Regions from separate parts of the Homo sapiens genome. Here region 2 is linked to region 1. The links are chromatin contacts, found by Hi-C or POLR2A ChIA-PET in ENCODE. All regions are on one chromosome and are shown on one strand. The core of a region is the stretch at or near the end of the contact, and the rest is flanking DNA. Distances in the headings are between cores, read along the strand shown. Region 1 has its middle 83 kb from the start of SDC1. Region 2 has its middle 47 kb from the start of SDC1.

The links. Hi-C counts contacts between places; a loop is a spot of excess contacts on that map. ChIA-PET counts read pairs that join two places held with the same protein, here RNA polymerase II (POLR2A). Pooled maps may share reads with other maps.
Region 2: a loop to region 1 is called in a map of mammary epithelial cell, with 4 times the contacts of the local background. The contact joins two enhancer-like sites. A Hi-C loop is called at or near these places in 12 of 168 maps with a recorded cell type or tissue (Calu3, GM12878, HepG2 and 7 more), 9 of 37 single-sample maps with no recorded cell type and 7 of 50 pooled maps. POLR2A ChIA-PET finds 5 or more read pairs at or near these places in 6 of 52 experiments (A549, AG04449, AG04450 and 3 more).

The regions. Positions count from the first base shown.
Region 1 is chr2:20,139,746-20,145,197 of GRCh38, forward strand. No RefSeq gene overlaps it. Among named protein-coding and RNA genes, the nearest start is that of SDC1, 83 kb to the right of the region's middle. RefSeq lists an enhancer at 1,534-2,118. Within about 2 kb of position 1,811, at least 6 of the 41 ENCODE cell types and tissues checked have a DNase peak (open chromatin) inside an H3K27ac peak, as active enhancers do; they include PC-3, mammary epithelial cell and right lobe of liver, where a contact is called at or near this core.
Region 2 is chr2:20,175,447-20,181,451 of GRCh38, forward strand. It overlaps the pseudogene RN7SL140P and the pseudogene RNU6-961P. Among named protein-coding and RNA genes, the nearest start is that of SDC1, 47 kb to the right of the region's middle. Within about 2 kb of position 4,370, at least 12 of the 41 ENCODE cell types and tissues checked have a DNase peak (open chromatin) inside an H3K27ac peak, as active enhancers do; they include PC-3, mammary epithelial cell and right lobe of liver, where a contact is called at or near this core.

The DNA of each region.
Region 1 (5,452 bases), core at 561-3,060:
TCCACCCCCAATAAGCATCAGCCTGGGGGGCTGGGGCTGCGGGCTGAGGCCTGGGACAGAGTCCTGGTCAGCATCAGCCTAGCTGATGCCAATTAAGACCCAGGAATCCCCTGCCCCTACCCCTGGGCTCAGATCAAAAGACCTTGGCCCTCAGATGAGGGGCTCCTGACCATAAATCTGAAGGAGCACGGCCCTCCAGCTAATGAGCTGTCCTGGCTCAGACTAGAGCAGGGATGCCAGATCCTGTTTCATTCCAGGGTGCAGCCAGCCCAGAGTGAAGGGCCGCGGGAGGCCCTAGACCCCAGAGTGCCCATCCCCCCACAGCACCCGGCTTTGCAGGGACAGGCCCCGCTCTGCTCATAATCCCTGGGGCAATGTCCTGGAGGGTACATGAGAATGCACACTGTTCCCTGGGCTCCTGCCCTGCCGGGCCCCAAGATGGCTCCCTGTGCCCACCGTTTAGCCCCACAGGAATTTTAACCGCTAACATCTGGGTTCAGGAGACTCCGGAAGAGCAAACGTCTTCACCTCCTTTGATTCCCTTCACACAGAGGGCTTTTTCAATTTTAATTTGAGGTGACCTCTGACCTGAGTTCCCATTCTCATAGATTCCAGATATTTCCTGTGCCCTCAAATAACCTCCAAGCCTGCCCCCACCTGATCAGAGCCCCTGCGGAGGGGGCATGGCCTTCACCCACCCATGGCCCAGGCTAGGCTGGGAGTCCCCCTGGACTCCGGCCCCCTCCCCATATCCCACTCTGTTCCCCCAAAGATGCCTGCACAGCCACCCACCCACCAGTATCTCTCCAGGGCTCTCAGCTCCAGTATCTCAGCTGGGCCCAGCTGAGCCTGCTCTCAGGACACGAGGGATGGCAGACACCCCGGTGCCAACCTCTCTGGCTGTCATGTTTTTTAATGACAACAATCATAGAAACATCGGTGGAGCCTCTTCTCTGTGTCAGGTGACCCAGTAGCTCAAGAATAATTGCTCCTAATTTACAGATGAGGAAGCCGGCCCTGGAGAAGAAGAGGGACTTCGTGTACACACAGCTAGCTGTGGCCAAGCCAGACCATAACTGAGGTGTGTCAGCCCGGAGCCCGGTGCCCTCCAGGAAGAGGGGTCAGCAAAGGGATGCTGGCATTGGTGCATCTCCCCTGCTTTGTGAGTCCTGGTTTGGGCTGCCCATCTCAGCGTTGTGACCATCAGCACAAAGCACCAAGGGTCTTGGCAAAAGGCAGAGATGACAGAGAAGTGAGAAGCAGGCATGGGGGTGGGAAGGGCTGGTCAGACCTCAGCTCCGCCCCTGTCTCTTTCCAAAGTAGCTTTTGGATTGAGGTGGATAGTTCCCTCAGTTCCCATGAGGAGTCCAGCACGGTGCTAAGCTGGGCTGTGCAGGGGGCTACAAGAGCAGGCAAGTCCCAGTCCCTGTCTCAGAGGGGCTGAGAGACAAGCAGAGGTACAGGGACATGAGCAAGGCAGCCCCAGGACCAAAGTCAGGCCGAGGGGGTCAGGCTGGGTAGGCTGCTTGCAGGTAGGGAATTTGCTGCAGGTCTGGGTTACAGAGAGGCCCAAGTCCCATGCCCACATGGTGCTAGGTCAGGGCCCTGGCAGCCATCCCTCTAGGATGGCCACTCCCAACAAGGGCCTATGGCTCTCCAGAGCCCAGAACCTGAACACATCCAGGCCAGAGCCACGGGATGATGCACTGGCCCCTGCCCCATGGGTAAGAGGCTGAATGGCACATTAGGCAACCTCTCTGGCTCCAAACCCCAGCTGGCTGCCAGCCTCAGCCTCCTAGTCGATGGTTTGACCACATGACTCCCCATTAAAGCCTTTCCCTGGCTCTCCATCCTGCCCCTCGTCATGCCCGGTGACTCACGCTGCTTTTCCAGGCCCAGCTCACCACGGCTGACATCACCTTCAGCTCCACCCCTTTCCCAGCAAACCCTGATGAGCCCTCTCTTTCCTCTGACCCATTGTCCTCCTCGGAATCAAGAATGCTAGAGCCAAAAGCTATCTCAGGGAACATCTGGAGCAGCCTCACTTACAGCTGGGGAAACTGAGACCTGAGAGATGCCCCGCTGGCGTTTGTTCTAGTTCAGAGGCTGTGATTCATTTAGAACTTTAATGAAAGGATTTAGGGCTCAGTTAGGATCTTAGGGCAAATCATCGCTGCTCTGCCAGTAACTAAGCCCTTACCCTTACGCCTGCCCAGCAGGGTCCTGGAAATCAATCTCCAGATTCCGCCGGGTCCAGGGCTGCCCCATAGGTGCTGAGGCACTGGAGACAACAGGAGGTCTGGGATGGCCCCCAGCCCCTCCCTCTACCCAAATCGGGGCATGGCTAATTCTTTCTCTAAGAGATCCATTGCTTTAAAGTCCAGAGTAGAAGGGAAGAAACAGGTGTCAATTTCTGCCAGGAAAATGAGATCGAGCTGCAACCTCAGAGAAGCCTGGAGGGGTACTGTTAACGGGAACCCTCTGAGGCTCTGGGGCTGAAAAGAAAATCAAGGAGGAACAAGCAATCAAGGTTTTCATGGAAGCCTTGGGCTTCAGAAATAAGGCATCCCTGGAACGTGGTTTCTAAAGCATCACCTGAGAACTTGGGAGAAATAAAAAATGCAAATCCTCAGGCCCCACCTGAGACCTACCAAATCACACACTTTGTTTTGGGATCCCTCAAGCCCTCCAGATGATTCTGATGCATGCTCAAATTTGAACACCACTGCCATAAAGGACAACCAAAGCAGTAAGCAGGTCTCATAGCTGGTCAGCCCTGTTGGTCCTGGCCTGTGGTGGGTTCGCTGAGGCTCCACAGCCCGCTCTGCTTACCCATGTTATGGACCCCTCCCAGCCAAAACAGGCAGGATTTCTGCAGGCAGCTTATTCCAGAAGGGCTTGGAATGAGCCTTGTGGCCCAAGATGTGCTCTGGGAACATGGAGAGCCTCAAAGTCACCCACCCCTTCCATTTGCCTCTGCCCATACAAAAGGAATTCTGCCTCAGTTTCCCTGCTTTTCATTCCAACCCACCACTGGCCTTAGAACTCTGCCCTGGACCTCAGCCTGCTTCCCTGGGCACTGTTACCATGCCATGCATGGTGGCTGGCCTCCTCACCGAGGTCTCATCCTGCTCCTGTACCCCAGCTGCTGACTGAGGTGATTTGCAGACTGACAACACATTTATTACTGTGCTGTGGCTGCCCTGGGCCCCCAGGTACATGTGTGTGGATTGTCTACTGAACAAGGGCAGATGGCCAAGGAAGCAAGTGGAGGAATGAAATCCAGCTCACTTTCCACTCACCCACATCCCCTAGGGCGAGGTGGCACTAATTTGCAGGTATGCATTAGAGGGTCTAGTGCTTGAATGTCACACTCCCTTTCCCGAAGCTCCTGTTTCTGAGGTGACCCTCCCCTCCCCCTGCCTTCCCATTTCTACACCAGCCAGACCTCCCTATCTCTTCATGTCTACACCAACTGGACACCCACCCTTTCAAACGGGCCATGCCCTCCTTATCTTCTCTCTTAGGGGTCTCTTGGCTGGCTCAGTTGTCCCACCATTTCTCTCCTTATTCCTCATCCTCACAGACTTTCCCGTCATGTTGATGATGACATAATAACCAGCAGACAAAACATCTTTGTTGATAGAAGTTTGAGGTCATTTCATTACAGCATCTCCTAAGACATTCCATTCAGGGACGTGCCTGCCAGGCTGCTGGAAATGCCTGCCTTTTATGGCCTGCTTGGTTTGGTCACTTGTAACTTCTGCACATGATAGGCCCTGGGCTCCCTCTACCCTAGGGCAACCCCATAGAGACCTGAAAATCCTGTTCACGACTTGCCCCACCCGAATCTTGTCTTCCCAGCCCCTTGAATGAGTCCATGTGTGGCTTGGGCTCTCTCATCACCGCAGGTTAAACTGCCATGTAATTGATTTTTTTTCCAGGCAATTGAACACATATCAGTAGGCACCTAACTTTTCTCTTTTAACCACTTGGATTAAGAAAAATCTTTCCAAAACATAATATATTCTTCTCTACCTCTTGGAATAAATGAAAGCAGACATAATGTGCTTTTTCTTGGGGCCTCTACATAATAATAGTTTTTTTGAGCTACTGTAAAGTGTTTTTAATAACTCAAATCACTTCATAATCACCATGGGGAGAAAACAGAAAATACAGATATATAGAAAGGAAAAAGAAGGGCATCCCTTGATATCTTACCAGCTGGAGGCAATGACTAATAACTTTTTGTTGTATAACTTTCTGGGCTTTTTCCTAAGCAAGCACAGTTCCCCAGTTTGGGGTGCAAATGTAATCCCTCTTATTTATTCAATAATTGCTTGAGCTCCCATACGCCCATATTAACAGGAAGTCATGCCTCTTTACCCCTTCTTACCCCTTATTCCTCACCCACTCCCCCAAGGAAATTGGGGCCAAACTTGGTCCTACAGGTAATTCTGATTGCAAATGGCAATCAGAGAGAAACTGGAGAGTCAGGAGGTCCTGATTTCCATTGTTTCTTGCACAGTACCATGTGTCTCTAAAGAAAATGGTCTTGCAAAGTCTGATGAGATCCTGCCTCACTGGTCCTGACCCTTATGTGGTCCACAGAGGTGTGCCAACTTTGGGCTCCAAGGCCACTGCTCTTGTAAGCTCATACTTCCAAGGTTAGCCAGGCTCCCAAATAGCGCACAGCCCTGGTAGAGCTGAGCCCAGGAGGGCTTCTGTCCTCAGCCACACTCCATGCCACAGGAATATGGAGGCCCTGGGGTTGAGCCTGGTCACCAACTCTGACCCCCTTTCTTCCTGGTGCCATTCCCTTGAGGGGCTGTGGGGATTCTATTCCTGGGGCACTTCATCTCAAACTTCATCAGGAAAATTCCAACTTTAACACGGCAAACGTCTTTGTCTTCATCTCTTTCTTCCCAGATGTTCCTTGGCCCCAAGCAAATTATCTCCCTGCTCTTCCATGTAGGGACTAGAGGGTCCTGCACTCCTCAGGCCACCCAGGAACCAGTTCCCCCTTGCCCCACTAGCCTAACATGTGAATAGCCAAGAGGGACCACTCAAAGGACAGTTTCCTGAACAAAGAAGACCTGTTCTTAACCAGCTGGATAAAGAAGGAGCTGATGGCAACTTTTATTAAAAAGAAAGAAAAGTTCCGAACCAGGAAACTTGCCATACACCCATTCGCCAGATGACAACATTGAGATTACTCACTTCTTGAAAGAGCCCAGCCTCTAGCACTGGACATTTATCACAAAGCATTTCCTTCTTGCGTTGGGCATTCCTCTCTTGCTAGGAGGAACTGAGACTTCCCGTCCCCAGTCCCAGCCCTGAGGCCATGCAGCCTAGGGGTGGCTGGATTGAGCACTGCTTACTGGATTCAGGCCAGAGACTGCCACATTTTGTCCTCTGCTGCCTGGGTTAGGGAGACCTCTCCCTGTCAACT
Region 2 (6,005 bases), core at 3,120-5,619, 38 kb after region 1:
ATTGGGTGTACACACTAAGTTTGGCATCAATATGGCGACCTCTTGGGAGCAGGGGACCACCAGTTTGCCTAAAAAGGGGGAACCAACCCAGGTTGGAAACGGAGCCGGTCAGAACTCTTGTGCCAATCAGTAGTGGGATTGCGCCTGCTCTGGGTACATTGCCCAGGCTGGATCCCACTGCTCTCACTGTGTTGCCCAGGCTGGAGTGCAGTGGAATTCAGGCTTCACTCCTTTCAGTGGAGCCACTGCACTCCAGCCTGGGCAACATAGTGAGACCTCATCTAAAAAAAAAAAACAAAAAACAGTTCTTATCTTTTAAAGATAGATAGATTGATTGATAGATAGATCAATCGATCTAGTGCTCACTCTGGCAGCACATATACTAAAATTGGAATGATACAGAGATTAGCATGGCCCCTGCACAAAGGATCACATGCAAATTTGTGAAGCATTCCATATTTTATGATGAATGTTTGAGAGATGAATATGTCAATTACCCTGATTTGATCAGTACACATTATATGCCTCTCAACATCACTATGTACCCCATAAACATGTACAATTACTATGTGCCAACTAAAAAATCTAAAAAATGAAGACATACGCTTAGATATTTATAGATGAATATTGTCTAGAATTTGCTTCAAACCAATCTAGCAAGGGGAAGTGGTGGCCGAATGTGAGTGGGAGTAGAGACGAAATAAAATTGGTTGAGTTGACAATTATGGAGTTTTAGTGGTGGATACATGAGGTGGTGGTGTGTTGATGATACTAGTCTCCCTATGTTTGTGTTTAGTTAACATTTTCTGATATGTAAGTTTAAGAAGAAAGTGTCCCAGAGTGGACAATAAATATGGTCACTCTAGTTCAATGGTTCTCAACCTGGAGAGATTTTGTCCCCAGGGGACAGTTGGCAAGGTATGGTGGCCTTTTGGTCATCACAACTTGGTGGCGGAGGGGGGGATATGCTACTATTACCTATTGGATAAATGCCAAGTATTGGTTTTTATTGCTAAAGGCTGCAATGCTCAGATTGCCCCCCACCCCAACAAAGAATTCTCTGGCTCAAAATGTCAATAGCACCAAGGGTTACACCCCAGGTTAGTGTAATGTCTGTGACTTACTTTAAAGCTCCATTGTATGAACAGAAGAGATAGTGTCTCTATGTGTGAGCTAATTGTAATGTATGCTCTAGGGTTGATGAGTTAACACTTAAAGTAACTCACACCCTAGAAGTGGCTAGCAAAGGCTTCAAATATAGTTATTTAAATCTGCTCCCCAAAATTCATTAACTAGCATAAACAATATCCAGGTAATTTGTTGTTGGTGAAGTGAGTGATGTTCAAGAACTATATTCAGCTGGAAAGATGGTTTAGGCACCTATGTCTCTGCTTGAACAAGACAGAAGAATCCAGCAAACCTGGGTGCCTGACAAGCAGGGACTGGTGCTCTGGGTCTATTCCCATTTCATTCTGAGTCCCCTCTTGGCCTTGACGACTCTGTCTCCTGGCCCAGCCAGAAGCTCGGCTGGTCCCGCTGACAGAACATCGCCATATCTTTGAGCTACTGGACTTCCCATGTGAGTGCTTATCAGCAAGCCTAGAGGTAGAGAAAGGTGATGCCCCAAGTTTAGTGGAGGGGCCAAATGACTATTTTTGTGACTATTTGCTAATAAAAGTATGTCGTTGTGGCAGAATATGGTCTGAAATTTACTTTCATTGTAACATATCTCCTTGTGGCAAGGGTGTGGGCCTGAAGACCCTTTCCCATCTTATCTTTGGGGTTTAGGAGACACTAATGTTTACCCTAAGAACTTGATCATCATTGAACAGCCAAGTTGGCTGAGATCAGGAAGATGATAACGGTAGTGTGTGTGTAGAGAACAAACTGAAGATGAGATTAGAACCTTTGCCTTCTCCATGATCTGTGTATCTTTCTCATGTCTTCCAGGAACACCACATACCTCCCTAACACCACCACCATGTATCATTGAATAGCTAGACTGGCTGAGATAGAAAAAATAATACTGGAGGTGTGTGTAGAGGATAGATGGGAGAGGAGATTACAACTTTTTCACTCCTTTTAGGATCTCTCTAATATCTTCCATACACCTGTCTGGCACCAACACCATGCATCACACGCACTTTTCCTGCCCCACCAGCGTCTCACCTATGTCCCCCGACACCTATATCTGTGGCTTCAACTATGGCCAGGAAGTGTCTCCTTGTGCCCGAGGCCTCTCAGGTGTGTCAGCAAGTAGGTAGGAGAGTCTCATGGCTCAGTCTGGCCTCAGAGGCTGGAATGTGTCATGGTGGCTGTGATTGGTTTCAGCTGCCTGTAGTCCACAGCCGGGCATGTCTTCCATCTCCAGCAGGAGCCAGGCAAGAGCAGGCTGCCTCTGTGTCCTAGAAAGCCAAGGTCCTCCCTGGGCATAGCTGACGCTGCGCACGTAGGGACAGGAGGACTGTCCCTGGAAGGTGAGAGTGGCTGGGAGGGCCACACAGGAGGCCTCATTTTCAGCCACCAACAGCTCAGGAGAAGTGAGTTTCTCAGAGGATATTCTGAGAGCCTGTTTGGATGAGGAGAGGCTGAGAAGGCAGGGGCCACTGGGCATTACAGTGAGGGCAGGTGTGAGTGGGTGTCCCCTAGGAAGGGGAAGGAAGGGTGGCATGCCAGCGAGGCAGGGAGAAGTTCCCGGGGCTGTCATCAGATGACCATTACCAATTTCAGTGTTCTGAGGAGGAACATTGCTGCCCTAGCCAGCTCTCATTGCACATTCATGCACACACAGATACAGAGAGACACACACACGTGCGCACACGCGTGCTCACGCACACACACATACACACACGTACACATACACAGGTCACTGAGCCACATTCCTTGGCCACAAGGTCCTTTCTTTCCCAAGGTCTCAGATTGCGTGTCTGACACGGATTTTTCCTAGCTGCCTATCCCATGGTGTGCAGGCTCCCATGGGGCCCCACAAATGCCCCAGAGGCCCCAGGGCAAGCTGCCCGACACCCGGAACTCTCCCTCAAGGTGCGGCTCTGAAGTAGACCAAAGAGCCCTCGCCAAGGGCTGGGACTCTTCCCAGGAGACGAGTGCTCCTCCGACAGGGCCCTTAACAGGAGTCTGGCACCTGTCTCTATGGCTGTCTCTACTCAGTCCCAGCTAGTAGCAGCACCGTGGGGAAGCCTGGGGTAAGAGGCAGAAGGGGATTCTAGGCCTCTGATCTCTGCAACTCGCCCCCACCTAAACCATGCCAAATATACACACGCTGAAAAAAATCACACAAATCAAACACAGTGTGCCGCTTCAAGGCCCTTTTCCCACCAACTGCCTCCTTGACCCTGCCTGTCTGGGGGTCCTGGAGCCACCTGGGTCTCAGCCATGGTGGTGCTGGGCTTCTGCCGGGCAGTGAACAGCTCATGCTCTCTCCTCATCCATCGAGGGCTCTCTGGGCCCAGGGACTGGGCTGGGCATTGTTGATCTCTGTCTTTCTAACAGCAAACTCAGCCCAGAGCCTCCTCACCACCCCTCTACCCACAGTGCTCAGAGAATGTCAGTGAACATGGGCAGCATTTAATTGCCTGGCAAGTTCAGATTTGCACCTTTGATCTGCAAGCCTGGCAGGGCTGGGTGATGGGAAGAACATGGCATTTGGGTGCAGATGAACCTGGGCTTGAAACCCAGCTTTGTCATTTCTATCTTGTGACCTTCAGTAGCTGCTTCACACGTAACATCCCTCTCCATCCCTCTCCTGAGCCCAGGTGTTCTCATCTGGGAAGTGGGGAAAGTTGTACCTAATTCACAGCAGAACATGTGAGTGTACAACCAGCCCAGCCCGTCATCTGGTGGCCATGAGCTGGGAGCCGTGATGAGTGTTTCAGTCTTGGTTCGGGGCGATGGGCCTAGTAAGCACTTTATATATATCCTAATCCTCCCAACAGTCCTATGAGGAGGGCACTATTATCATCATCAACTCCTTTGTACAGCCCAGGAAACTGAGGCACAGAGAGATTATGAAATTCGGCCAAGTTCACACAGCCCATAAGTGACAGGGCTATGGTTTGACCCAAAGCTTTTGGACTCTGGGGCCCACCCTCATAGCTATGGTACTAAACTGCTGGGTGTTTACCCCAAAACAGGAAACCTACAAAGGGGTGTTCTTTGAGTCTATCAAAAATATTTACTGAGTTCCTCCTAAGGAATTAGGAGAGGTGGTCTCAGCCCCACTGCAGGCTGCTCTCTGTGGGGTCCTGGGGAGCGGCTCCGGCCCTGGGCCTGCTGGCAGAGCTTTGCTGAGACCTGGCAGAGGCAGCCCTGCCCTGTCACGTCTCCCTCCACAGCCCACTTGCCTGCCAGGGTGTTTGAACAATGATTAACCAGCAGCGGGCAGGCCAGTGCAGGCCAGGCTGGGCACGGCGGGTGAGCTCACCCCTTGCACAATGGTGGCCGCACCCGCCGCCCGCACCCACCACCCGACTCAGGGGCTGGCCCAGTGGGGCAGGGCCAGGCGGGCTCCCAGAAGCAAGAGACATGAAGCTGGAGGGAAACAAGGGACAGCCTAGCCAGATGTGCAGATGTGACTACAATCACATTTGATGCCATCCTCCCACTCCAGCCCATGCAGACTCCAGCCCCTGTTGCCAGCCATCCATTGCTGGGATGAGACCAGCCTCAAGGGAGATGTTCCTCAAACAGTGTCACCTAAGCCTGTCCCAAGCTGCTCCTGCCACAGAGCATCAGACTCCAGACTGGACTAGAGGACGCAGGAGGACCCGCCCACCCAGGCCCATGACAGACAGGGAGCCACGCCTCAGGCCCCTCCTCCCCTTTCTCCATGAACCCTCTGAGCCTTGTGGAGCCCGGTCTCTGGCCCTGGCTGCTCGGGGAAGCACAGGCATGTGCCCATACCCACACCAGCCCCTGGGCCCCTCCCTGGGAGCATCCGGGGTCTCAAGCGCCAGAGCCTGCATGGTGGTGGTGGTGGAGAACTCACAGCTCATTCGGAGCCAAATCTGTCTCCAGATTCGCGGACGTTGCCACACCTGTCCACCCCAGCCTCGCCCGAGGCTTCGGCCTTTTATTTGCTTGTTGAGTGGAGCACTAAAGTCCTTTACCCTAAGTAAACCGTGTGTCCATTTCAGATCTGGCTTCACTGCCTCAAAAGCTAGGAGGACTGAAGAAGGTTGGGATGTACATCTGGGGTTCGGGGGACAGCACTATGTGTGGGGGTGGGGAGGGGGAAAGATAATTTTCTGTGAAGGTGGGAGGGGTGGAGGTGCCTTTACCCCACTCCCACTCCCCCTCCTCAGTGTTCCGAAAAGTCTGAACCCTGCTGGTCTGATGAGGGCTCCCAGCTGATCTGAGGGCTCAGTCAGCCTTGCCGGGTGCCCCTCCAAAAGAACCTAGGAGTCTGGGTGCCCAGGTCTGGGCCTGCCGGAGCTCCCTGGCCCCTCCTCACAGCCAAGAGACACTGTGATCCTCAGACTCTCTGAAGGCCCCTCAACAATCAAAAAAGGGTGGGCTCCCGCTTATTGAGAAGTTGTGCCTTTTTTTGTCCTAGATTCACCTGCCCAGCCTCAGGGACCCCAAGTTCTGGGTCATGTGCTTGGGACATCCTCACAGCCCGGCCTGAGAAGACCTGGGTATTCTGGCTCCCATGGTGCCCTCATTCTCTCAGGACACCTGAGGCCCTGGCCCTGAGGCCTGTCATGCGGCCTTCTTGCAGCATCGCTGTTTGTTTCCTGAGCTCCTGTCTGGGCTAAGCCCTGAGGAAGAAGAGAGTAGAGAGGATGCGCTTGCTGCCTCGGGGGCCTGCACCCTGGTTGGGGAGCCAGGCATGGATGCGGGCTGCATGGGCGCCAGCTACCATGATGGCTCCCTAGCAGCACCGTCTGTATACCACACTTTGTTCTGAGCAGGTCACATGTGTTTGTTTGTTTATTTATTTATTTATTTTGAGACAGAGTCTTGCTCCGTTGCCCAGGCTGGAGTGC